Regions from separate parts of the Homo sapiens genome. Here region 2 is linked to region 1. Evidence: chromatin loops called from intact Hi-C (ENCODE). Cell type or tissue: GM12878. All regions are shown on one strand. Each heading gives the region's core, and the rest is flanking DNA. Links, peaks and the distances in the headings are about the cores only.

Region 1 (5,381 bases), core at 310-5,309:
GGGGACTTAGCATTATCTATATTCCCCATTCATCAGACTGAAAACCTTCTAACTCTGATATCACTGGAGGAATCCTTTGAAGAACTGCAATGCAAATTCGGAGAATTTGTTGTGGTGCCTGTCTATAAGATGAGGGTGCCTGAAACTCTTATTCCCACCCCCACCCAGGGCTAACTCTTTCTTCATTGACGGGGCTCCCTCCAGCTGCTTATTTTTCATGCTTCCAGTTTATCCCTGAATTCCAAACCTCTTCATCCTTAGAATGGAGGGCAATGGAGGGCGTCTACCTTGAGCCCAGAGTGGAAGTTTGTGTCAGCCCTGTGTGGCCAGGGATGTTTGTCTGGTGGCCAGAGGTAACACGACACATCACTGGGTACTCAGATGAAATGCGCTGACGTCATCAGACTGTGTGACTGACAAAGCCATATGGTTACACCAAAAGGACAGTAGTCTTACCTATTTCTCCTATATTCTGGAATGAGCTTTCCTTTCATTTCCACATCACATAGCCCAGAGATAAAATTATTTTAAAAAGGTCAGGTTGTGCTTTTCTGATATTGCTTATAGGCACTGCAATAAATGAAATCATCTTTAGGTATTAAACTATCAGAAATGAATATTTTGAAAAAAATACACAGAGTGCAAAAATGCACGGGAGGGACACAGTTTGCCCTTTGCCTTCTGGGATTCTAGACTGATCGGTGTTAGAGGGAACAGGAACTCTCGGATTTATTTCCCTCCTCCTGATGAGTTCCTTAGCCCATATGGAATGCTTTCAGTCTGACTCCTGTGCCAGGCAGTTTGCACTTAGGACGGATTGTCTTGGCATCTTTATTGGTTATACACTCCCTCATATTGTGAATGACATGACGTAAAACTTACTGAAGACAGAAACAAAGCATGAAGTGCTCATCACAGTTTCTGTGCTAACCTGGTTGACAGGGGGAAGGTACTGGCAGTGTTGACAAGGAAGGAACTGGGTAGGAAAGAGAGGGCCAGGCTGAGCCAGAGTTTACTGTAGCATAGCCACTGTCCGGCAGTCACATGCTGCCCCGGTGCACATTGGGGGATGCGCCCTTTGACCTGAGCAACTCTTGCAGTGTGCTATCAGGGCTGCAGTTTCCATCACAAGGGAGGAATCGACAGAAGTCCCTGCTTTGGCTCCATCACGGAGCTTATGTGTGTGTTCCTGAGAGAATCCCACCTCTTGGATGCGTTAGCCTCTCACCTCCTGCCTTCGGCTTCCTTCTTGATGCTGCAATTTTGGCACGCCAAAAATATCCTTGCTTAGCACAACCCAGAAGTGAGGGGCTACAAGTGCACAACCCGGAAATGGGGGGCTACATATATCTGATGGATAAACTCTTCCTTTATTCTCTTTGAAAAGGAATGTGCTGAGAAACAATTCCCAGAGCGTCAGTTTCCCCAGGCACCTGGCAACCTGCCTGCACTCAGTGGCTTCCAGCTTCATAGTGCACCTTCATCCTGACGTCTTCTCTTCTGCTGCCCTCTTTTCTTCCCTCAATCTTGCTCCCTAAGGTTGTGCTAAGTCTTCTCGGACTCTGGGAATCTAAGCTAAGAAACTGCTTCCTAGACAGTGCCTTCTTGCTATGTCCTCATGTGGTGGAAGAGACAAGGCGGCTCCCTGCAACCCCTTTTACAAGGGCGCTAATTCTCTTCATGAGAATAGAATTCTATTCATGAGAGTAGAATTCAGGACCTCATCACCTCCTTAAGCCCTCCCCTCTTAGCACCACCAAAGAGCGATTTGGTTTCTATGTGCATTTTGGAGGGGCTCAAGCATTAGAGCACAGCATCAGCATTTTATAATTCCCTCCTTTCCCTGGACAACCCTGTCCTGGCTCCCATACTCAAGCTACTACATCAATTTGTTTGGTTTCTCAGAAATCCCCACTATTTGAAGGACCCATGGGAATATGCAAGCATTTTGGCTCAGGAGGAGAAGTGCAGTCTCAAGGGGGATACCTGGCGCGGGGCTAAAGAGAAGAGGACAGACAACCGTGACTATCTGGAAATCAGAAAAGAGAGAATATTACAATTTGTATAAAATATTTTCATAAATATTATAACATTTTAGACGTTCTCATAAATGACTTCAAGGCATACAGAAATCAGAGTGGCTGAAACCTGAGGGAATCGCTGAGTGTCAGCACATTTGAGTAGACAATGCCAAGTGCCTGGCCAGGCCAAATGGAAATGGTTTGGGGGAGGGGAAGATATTTCAGGGACACAGACTGAAAGTCGACAGGCAAGGCGGTCCTTGGGTGAGAAACAGGAGAGGCTGATGGTGTGGGCCATACCTGGGCTTGTGTTGGAAAATGACTGCCTGGCTGTCTCCATAAAACAGTTGAGTTTTTGCCAAAATAGATGCAACATCTCTCCTAGGTTTCCCTCAGACCTGGTTTAGGGCATGATTTCCCTTAAGCAAATGATGAGGAATGAACGCAGAGGAGAGGATTGCTGTGAGAACTATTTTTCTTGCACATGTGCAGCCTGCGTGTGCCTGAAGACACGTGACACCAATTATGCCTCATTATAAGTAGGAGCCGCTCTAGATCCAAGAAGGAACACGGAGAACAATGGGATAGCACCAGTGTCTGAATAGGAGAAAAGTGATGGCAGGAAGCAACCGTATTATTTAAAGTTTAAATATACTATATTAAGTACTGGAAAAGTACAGCAAAAAGAGCTGAAAAAGTCATGAATCAAGTTATAACATTTTGAAGCACTTGAGGATGCAGTACCAGGACAAGTGCCCCTTCTGACCTGCAGAGTCTGCCTTCATCAAAATCACTTTTTACTATAATGGAGCAGCCTGGAGGTCAACCCTTTTTTCTGGGTCATCCAAAGCCCCCTCATTTTTTCCTCCCAAGCAGCGAGAGGCCATCCAACTGTGTGACATGCTTTGGTTTGGTATGTTCCAAATTCTGTAAAGAGAAATCTATAATACTGAGTTTGATTTCCTGCCAGCAGATGTCCTTCTCCATCAAATCAAAGGCAAAAGAACCCAGGCTCACTCTTCGTTGTGTCCAATTTTCTCAGTCTTGGCTCTATGGGGGTCTCTGCAGCTCTTGGGGGGTTGGGCTCGCTGCCAGGCAGCTTCCAAGGCTGGCTCTCCCCTGGCTCAGACTCTGATGAAGTTCTTGACCACCAGGGTTAATGGAGTCCGCCTGACACGGCAGGTCTGGCAGGGGCCCCCAGGGGGATGTGCCCTAGGGAGAAGGAGAACCTGCTTTCACACTCAGAGGCTGGGGCAGGGCTGGAGGAAAGTGGCCCCCTTATTACAACTGGGATTTGAGTGAGTATGACTCTGATCATCCTAAATCATTGAGACTCTATCCTGGTGAAGCACTTCCCTCCAGTCAGCAGGCCGAGGACCAGATGGGGGCAGTTGGCCCAGGGCTATCAGACACCACTGGATGGAGGCCCACACTGGGTAGATGCACCTTCCCCCAGGCCCTCAATCAGCCCCTTGGAAGCTTGGAGAGGATCCTTTAGGTGATGAATGGCCAGGAGAGAGAAGCACATGGGAAAATTCCCTCTCACTTGGCATAGATCTCCACTGCTGCAGAGGAAATACTGCAGGCAGACTTCATCACAAACCTCAGGGAGGATTTATTTGCACCAAGGGAGGTGGGATTGTGTCCTGTGTTGTAATTAACATCAATGAATTTCTCTTTAAGTCAAGAATTTTTGTTGTTATCAAGCCTTTTTTTAGATTAATCTGAAACCCCCAAAAAGAGGAGATAATAGAAATTTCCCTATCTTACATTCAGAAAAATGTGATACATGTAGTTTATGTGAGAAGATAGAGTCAAGGAGAATGTGGAGTGAGGTAGGGGTAGGATCCCGTTAAGTAAAAATGAGGAAGTAAAGGTAATATATGTAATCAGCATTTATTATGTGGGTACCTACTATGTGCAGACGTTATAGTAGGGAAATTTACACATCTTTTTTTCTTTAAAGCTCTGTGATGTTTTTTAAGATTGTAATTATTAACCTTGTTTTAGATATTTGGAACTTGAAACGCTAACAGGCTAAGTATATTTCTAATATGACAAAGCTAATAGGTGTCTAATATGACAAAGATAATAAGTAGTATTTGAACACATCTGTCTGAATCTACCTCATAAAAATAAGGAATACTGTGTCCAACCCCAGGCCTAGAACATGTCATCCCTAATTCTTTGATAATTCATCTCTAGCCATCCTTCACATTTCAGCTTATACACTGAACTTCTGCAATTTTTTTAAATGGAACTTCCACAATTCCCCTGAACACTTTCTTCATTTTCCTCATTGCAGTGGGGGATTTTCTCCTTAGTTGTGTAAGGGTTTTTTTGTTGAGTATTTGTTGGTGATAATATCTTTTTTTTGTTTTTTTGGTTTTTTTTAGATGGAGTTTTGCTCTTATTGCCCAGGCTGTAGTGCAATGGCACAATATTGGCTCATTGCAACCTCTGCCTCCTGGGTACAAGTAATTCTCCTGTCTCAGCCTCCAGAGTAGCTGGGATTACAGGCGCCTCCCACCACGCCCGGCTAATTTTTTGGTATTTTTAGTAGAGACAGGCTTTCACCATGTTGGCCAGGCTGGTCTTGAACTCCTGACCTCAGGTGACCTGCCCTCCTTTGCCTCCCAAAGTGCTGGGATTATAGGCATGAGCCACCACACCTGGCTGATAGTATCTTTTTTTGGTGATTGTTATATTCTTAATGACCAGCCTATGACAAATAAGCATGTCCTAAGTGAACGAATGAATGACTGAATGAATGAATGACAACTAGGTAGCATTGATGATCTAGAGTCCATACTTGGCCTTAATAGTGCTTTTGTGCATTTTCAGAACTGGTTATGACTGTCATACAAGTCAGGCTTTGTTTTCTAATCCTGTCCCGGGAAAACAAAATCCAGTGTTGATATTGCCTAGACATCTCCCTCAAAATATCTAATGTACATTTCATCCATAAAACATTCCCTAGGCTGGAATTCTCATTCATCTTCATTCCTCACTGTGCATCAAGTCATATTATGCTCAGCTATTAGTAATATATACCCACAGTATTAAACATATAGTTGGATAATCTGTTATATTATTTACATAATAGAATTGTGGTGGGCATAAATGTTAATAAATAACAATGCAATATTATTAGTGATCACTTATACTTGCAAAATGATAAATTATTCAGGAGTCTCTTAATTCTTGAATGTAATATTATATTAAATGGAAACTATCGAAGGTATATTTTATTCAAAGCAGACTCGCAACATTTGTACTTTTGAGAGGTCCAATCATCTCACTCTGACTTTATGATTAAAGGAGCCTCGGTGTCACAGAGATTCAAGTTAACTCTGTAAA
Region 2 (5,381 bases), core at 114-5,113, 700 kb before region 1:
AGAAGGAACAGTGGAGAGGATGGCGGTGTCAGTACTAAGTTATGGAGCTGCAGGGAAGGAGTAGGCTAAAGGTGGTATAATGGTTTCAAACATTAATTTGGGAGCAGGTGTAATTTTAAGAACTTTTGAGACCAAATCAAGATGCAATACTGAGCATGAACCATTCAGTGTGTGAAACTGCAGCTCAGAGAAACAGTTTCAGCTGGGTAGGTTGGGGGCATTGCCTGGAAAAGAAAGCTTACTGAGAAGAGCTACAAGGCTCAGGATTGAATAATTCCATCATTTGCAAAGCTTAGAAGAGAAGAGAAGGCACAAAGCAGGCTGAGAAAAAAATTGCCAGAAAGGTGGGAAGGAAACTGGGAGAGTGAGAGCTACAGGACAGTAAAGGAAGGGAGAGCATTTCAAAGAGGAGGTGCCAGCCTGTCAATGCTGATGAGAAGCCATCAGGAAGAGTAAAGCAACTGCAGGGCATGGTGGCAGAGAAGTCACTAGTGGCTTCAGCAGGAGAGGTTTGGGTGGAACAGTGGTGTAGGAGCTAGGGACAGTGGTTAAAAATCAAATGAGGGGAGCAAGAAACCAATGTGTGTCACTTAGGAAAATTGGTACAGAAGCAAAGTGTCTTAGTCTGCTTGTACGGCTATAACAAAATACCTTAGACTGGGTAATTGATAAGAACAGAAATTTATTTCTGGAGGCTGGGAAGTCCAAGATCAAGGCACTGGCAGGTGTGGTTCTGGTGAGGACAGCTCTCTGCCTCCAAGATGGTGCCCCTTGCTGTGGTCCTCTCATGGTGGAAAAGACGGAAGGCAAAAAGGGCTAGCTACTTCCCTTGAGCCCTTCATACTATCACAGTGAGTCTTATGTCCCAACATATAAATTTGGGGGAAACACATACATTCAGACCGTGGCACAAAGCTTTAGGTACTAGCACCTATGAGGGATTTGGCAACAGATTGGATTTGCCCAATATTTCTCAGACTTTAACTTGCATGACAGAAAAATCCTAGGGTAGCTCTTGTGTCCCATACCCTATATAATTCCCTTACCTGAGTGTGGGCAAGACTTGCAACTTCTCACCAAGGCAAAGATGTCACTCCTATGATTATATATCTCTGTGTATATGTACATATGTATGTATATGTATGTGTGTGCATGTATGATATGAATGTTATGTCCAGGGTAGTGGGTGATGGCTGAAAGAACACTTGCGGGGCCGTAGGCAGGCGAAATGTTGTTTTATTCAGCGGCTGTCTCTCATTAACAGCTCTCTCACACTGTTCTCTCATCAGCTGCTTTCTCACACTGTCTGCCTTGTCTCAGCTGCTTGAGCTGGCCACTCCCACAAGCAACTGCGCAGCTGGCTCTCCCCTGCCTTCAGGGTTAGCAGCAGCCGGCTCTCCCCTGCCTTCAGGGTCAGCAGCTTAGCTGATTCTCTCTGGCCACAAGCACAAGCCATGCCATGCCATGCTGAGCTGTGCACTGGCTCCTGTCTGTCTACAAGATGGACAAGCTCTGCTTCTCTCTCTGGGCACCAGTGCCTGCACAACAGCCATGTCAAGCCATGCCCAAGAGCACCTGTATGGCATCGGCAGGGCAGTTATATCTTTCTCAAATGACAGTGGCTCCCAGCCAAGTATGAGCTTACACAAACAGGTTATATAACAAGTGGAGGTGTGCACCTGTGCACCAATCCTGCTGAGTCTGGCAGGTCTGGGTATCTGCTCAGCCTAATTCTTAACCAAAGCATATCCATGTACCTTACAAATGTATACATATACACAAAAACAAATAGTCCTTTACCTTGCTATCATACACTAGAAATAAATTTTCTTTGCTGATTTGATGAATAAGCATCCATGTTAAGGAAACCCACATGGCATGGAACTGTAGGCAGTCTCCAACACTCAAGGGTGGCCTCCAGATGACAACAAAAAATTGAGATCACAGTCACACAGAATGAAATAAATTCTGCCAACAAATGGAAAGAACTTGAAAACCGATAATTCCCCCATTGAGCCTCCAGATGAAAACACAGCCCAGCTGACATCTTTTTAGCCTTGTGAGACCCTGAGTAGAGAACTCAGACCCATGGAAACTGGGAGATAAACATATTTAAAGGTACTACATTTTTTCTAATTTGTTATACAGTAATAAACAACTAATATAATGTGCATCCTGGTCACCTGGGGATCTTCTGAAAATCCAGGTTCTGACTCGGTCTGAGGTGGGGCTGAGAGTCTACATTTACGACTAATTCTCAGGCAATGCTCATGCTTCTGGTCTAAAACCACATTTTTAGAAACGGTAGATAGATGCCTATTGCGATTCCTTCCAACTCTTATATTATATACCAGCCAGAGAAGAAAATAACATGGGAATCAAATAAAATAATTTATCACCAGTTGCAAATATCTAAACTGACTTTCACAATTTCACTAAGAACTGAAAAATTATGTTGTAGAAGTTTAAACACATATGGAAGTATTTCACAGAAGTCATTTTCAAGAGATACTTAATGCAGTGCAGGAGAAAGAAGACAAATGATGAAATAAATATTGTAAAGCGAAATAAAGGAAACTTCCCAGCTTTGCCTAAATATTACATATGCAAATGGTGTGTGTGTGTGTGTGTGTGTGTTGGAAAGGGGGGCTCCTGTGCAGGAATCCTTCTGTTTCATATACAAGCTGAGCATTTCCAGAGAACAGGAAGGTCCTCGGTAAACGAGTGATTCCCCCCCACCCCATGTTACAACAGAAACCTAAAACATGCTCTCAGCATGGGGGTCACAGCCAGAGTCTTCCCTTCTGAAACACAGGACTGGGGACAGACTGCAAGAGTCCCTGGGGAGCCTGGGTGGATGCATGCATGGGTGAGGCTCAGAACACATTTTCTAAACCACATTGAGCTTCTCTCTTAAAATAATGACCCCTCGCTGCCTCTACAGAGCCCTGTTTCAGAAGAGGCACTAGCCAACACAATGATTCAGTGGAGAGAACCATCCTTGGAGGCCACAGGACAGCTCATATTCTGGCTTCATGGGTCACTAATTTTCATTGTGAGCAGGTGAACTTAACTGAGACTTAGGTTTTCTGATCTATAAAATGGGCACAAAATAATATTTATTTGTAGCACTTTTGTGAGGACTAGAAAATGAAAAGTGCCGGGGCTCCTCATGTTAGATGCTAGGCAGTGAGCTCCCAGGTGGAGTGAAGCACCACAGAAGAAAGGAAAAAGGTTTCTCATCATCTCAGCCTTTTCTCATGTTTGCCACGGCCAGCGTTTTGTTTTTTTTCTGGTTCAGAATCAAGGTGAGGTGATGCCAAGGTATAAACCACCTGCTTTCTGAGTGACACCACGGACTGTTAACTTATGAGTTCCTCTCTCCAGGGCACAGCTACAGAGGCAATAGGGCATTTTGGAGGTATTTATGTTACTTCCAATTAGGCATTCTAATTAAGATGGACTAAGGGAGGAGTAATATGAGTGAGAATTGGGCATACCTGGGTGAGGGTGTCCTTGGGTTATTCTGAATACTGGGGGATTCATTGATACTCTTGGAAGTCAGCACTAAGCTCAGGAAGATCCCATGAGGTTGAAGCAGCCAGACCAGACCGGAGTGGAGCAGCCAGGGCAGAACATCTTCATCTGGGAGCCACACTCTTGGATTCAAGCGATTCTCCTGCCTCAGCCTCCCAAGTAGCTGGGATTACAGGCACCCACCGCCATGCCCAGCTAATTTTTGTATCTTTAGTAGAGATGACATTTCACCATGTTGGCCAGGCTGGTCTCAAACTCCTGATCTCAGGTCATCCACCCGCCTTGGCCTCCCAAAGTGCTGGGATTACAGGCGTGAGCCACTGTGCCTGCCCTCAACTGTCTTTTTACTGATACTTGTTACTTTCCACTCCACAGGCTGGGCATAGACCCCCATCTCCTCTTCGCTGCTCCTTTTGGCGGCTTCCTAACCTCATGTCCTGGCCCTCATCCTCTGCATCCAAGCTCCCCTACATGCAGCTACCGTGGCGTAGGCAAATCCCATATCTTATTGTGTCAGCACCAACCTTAACCTGAAATCCTCCAGCCTGGCTTAAACCTTAAAAAGTGCATCCCCTCTGTCCCTTACCGCTCTACCCCGTCCACCTGCTCCACCTCCAATCCCCTCACCCTACTGGAGCTCAGCTCTGCACTGAAGGTTTGCCAAGCTCTCTTGGGGCGTCTGCGGCTTTACTTGCATGGGTGTGTTTGTGTGGTGGCATTCCCTCCCAATCTGTGCTCTGAGCAACCCCCTGCTCTCTCCATCCCCGACCCCAATTCCGTCTCCTCCAGAAATTTGCTCTGACTTCTCCTGCAGGGGGTGGAGCTCCTCTCTGCTACCACCTGTGGAGTGTGATCATCACCTTCCGGCCTGCCGCACTAGACTGTGATGTCTCCGTGCATTTGCATTGGTCTGTGTGGTGTGGTACCAAGGCACTGATGAAGAAAAGGGAGGATCTAAACTTCAGTCCAAGCCCTGCCAGGAACTAGCTTCAAGACTGCACCCGAGGCATTCTGCCTCACTGAGCTTCTCCTTGTTTATAAATATAGACGGGGTCTGAGTGGTCCTGACAGCACTGGGATTCCAGCACTTCCTCCCTTGGGAGCTCCCGTTCCCTTCGACATTCCCCTCCAATGCTGGTATACAGAGTCCTAAGTCTTCCCCATGGAGGCCAGTGAGGGAGCCAAGAATCTGCTTGTCTTTCAAAAGACTGTTGCTCTCCATTCCCTTAAAGGTATATGAGAGAATTTATGCTACTGAAATATAGGCAACGGTGAAGAATTTGGATTTAACGACACAGGAAGCAGAAGGCTCTCAATGGTTTTCAACAGAAGCATCACAAGATGGAAACAGAGAATGCCCCAGGAACAGAATGGTGAGAAGGGAGGAGGCTGGGAGCAGAAGATACTTTAGGAGGCCCCAGGTGTGTCCACGAGAGACTGAAGAGGACCTGCATTAGTCTGTTCTCACTCTGCTAATAAAGACATACCCAAGGCTGAGGCATTTATAAGGAAAAAAGGTTTAACTGACTCACAGTTCCACATGGCTGGGGAGGACCCACAATCATGGCAGAAGGTGAAGGAGGAGCAAAGTCATGTCTTACTTGGCGGCAGGCAAGAGAGCTTGCGTAGGGGAACTCCCATTTATAAAACCATAAGATCTCCTGAGACTTATTCACTACCACGAGAACAATATGGGGAAACCACCACCATGGTTCAATTATCTCCACCTGGCGCCACCCTGGACGTGTGGGGATTGTTATAATTCAAAGTGAGATTTGGGTGGGGACACAGCCAAACCATATCAGGACCCGAACTGAGGACAGGGAACCAGGTCCTACTCACTC

What was found. Hi-C counts contacts between places; a loop is a spot of excess contacts. Peaks named below come from ENCODE experiments on the same cell type or tissue, not always from the same donor. Only the 100,000 strongest peaks of a DNase experiment are listed, where the experiment ranks them.
Region 2: it touches region 1 in a loop (4-fold over the local background); 1 of 110 quality-filtered maps calls a loop at or near these places.

Annotation. Positions count from the first base shown.
Region 1 is chr2:6,354,182-6,359,562 of GRCh38, reverse strand. No RefSeq gene overlaps it. Among named protein-coding and RNA genes, the nearest start is that of LINC01247, 19 kb to the left of the region's middle. In GM12878, for the core only: a CTCF peak has its summit at 2,983; no DNase peak of the experiment used is centred there; H3K27ac peaks cover 696 bases.
Region 2 is chr2:7,050,095-7,055,475 of GRCh38, reverse strand. It overlaps a transcript of RNF144A not described here. Among named protein-coding and RNA genes, the nearest start is that of GRASLND, 130 kb to the right of the region's middle. In GM12878, for the core only: no CTCF peak of the experiment used is centred there; a DNase peak (open chromatin) is centred at 2,895; H3K4me3 peaks cover 343 bases.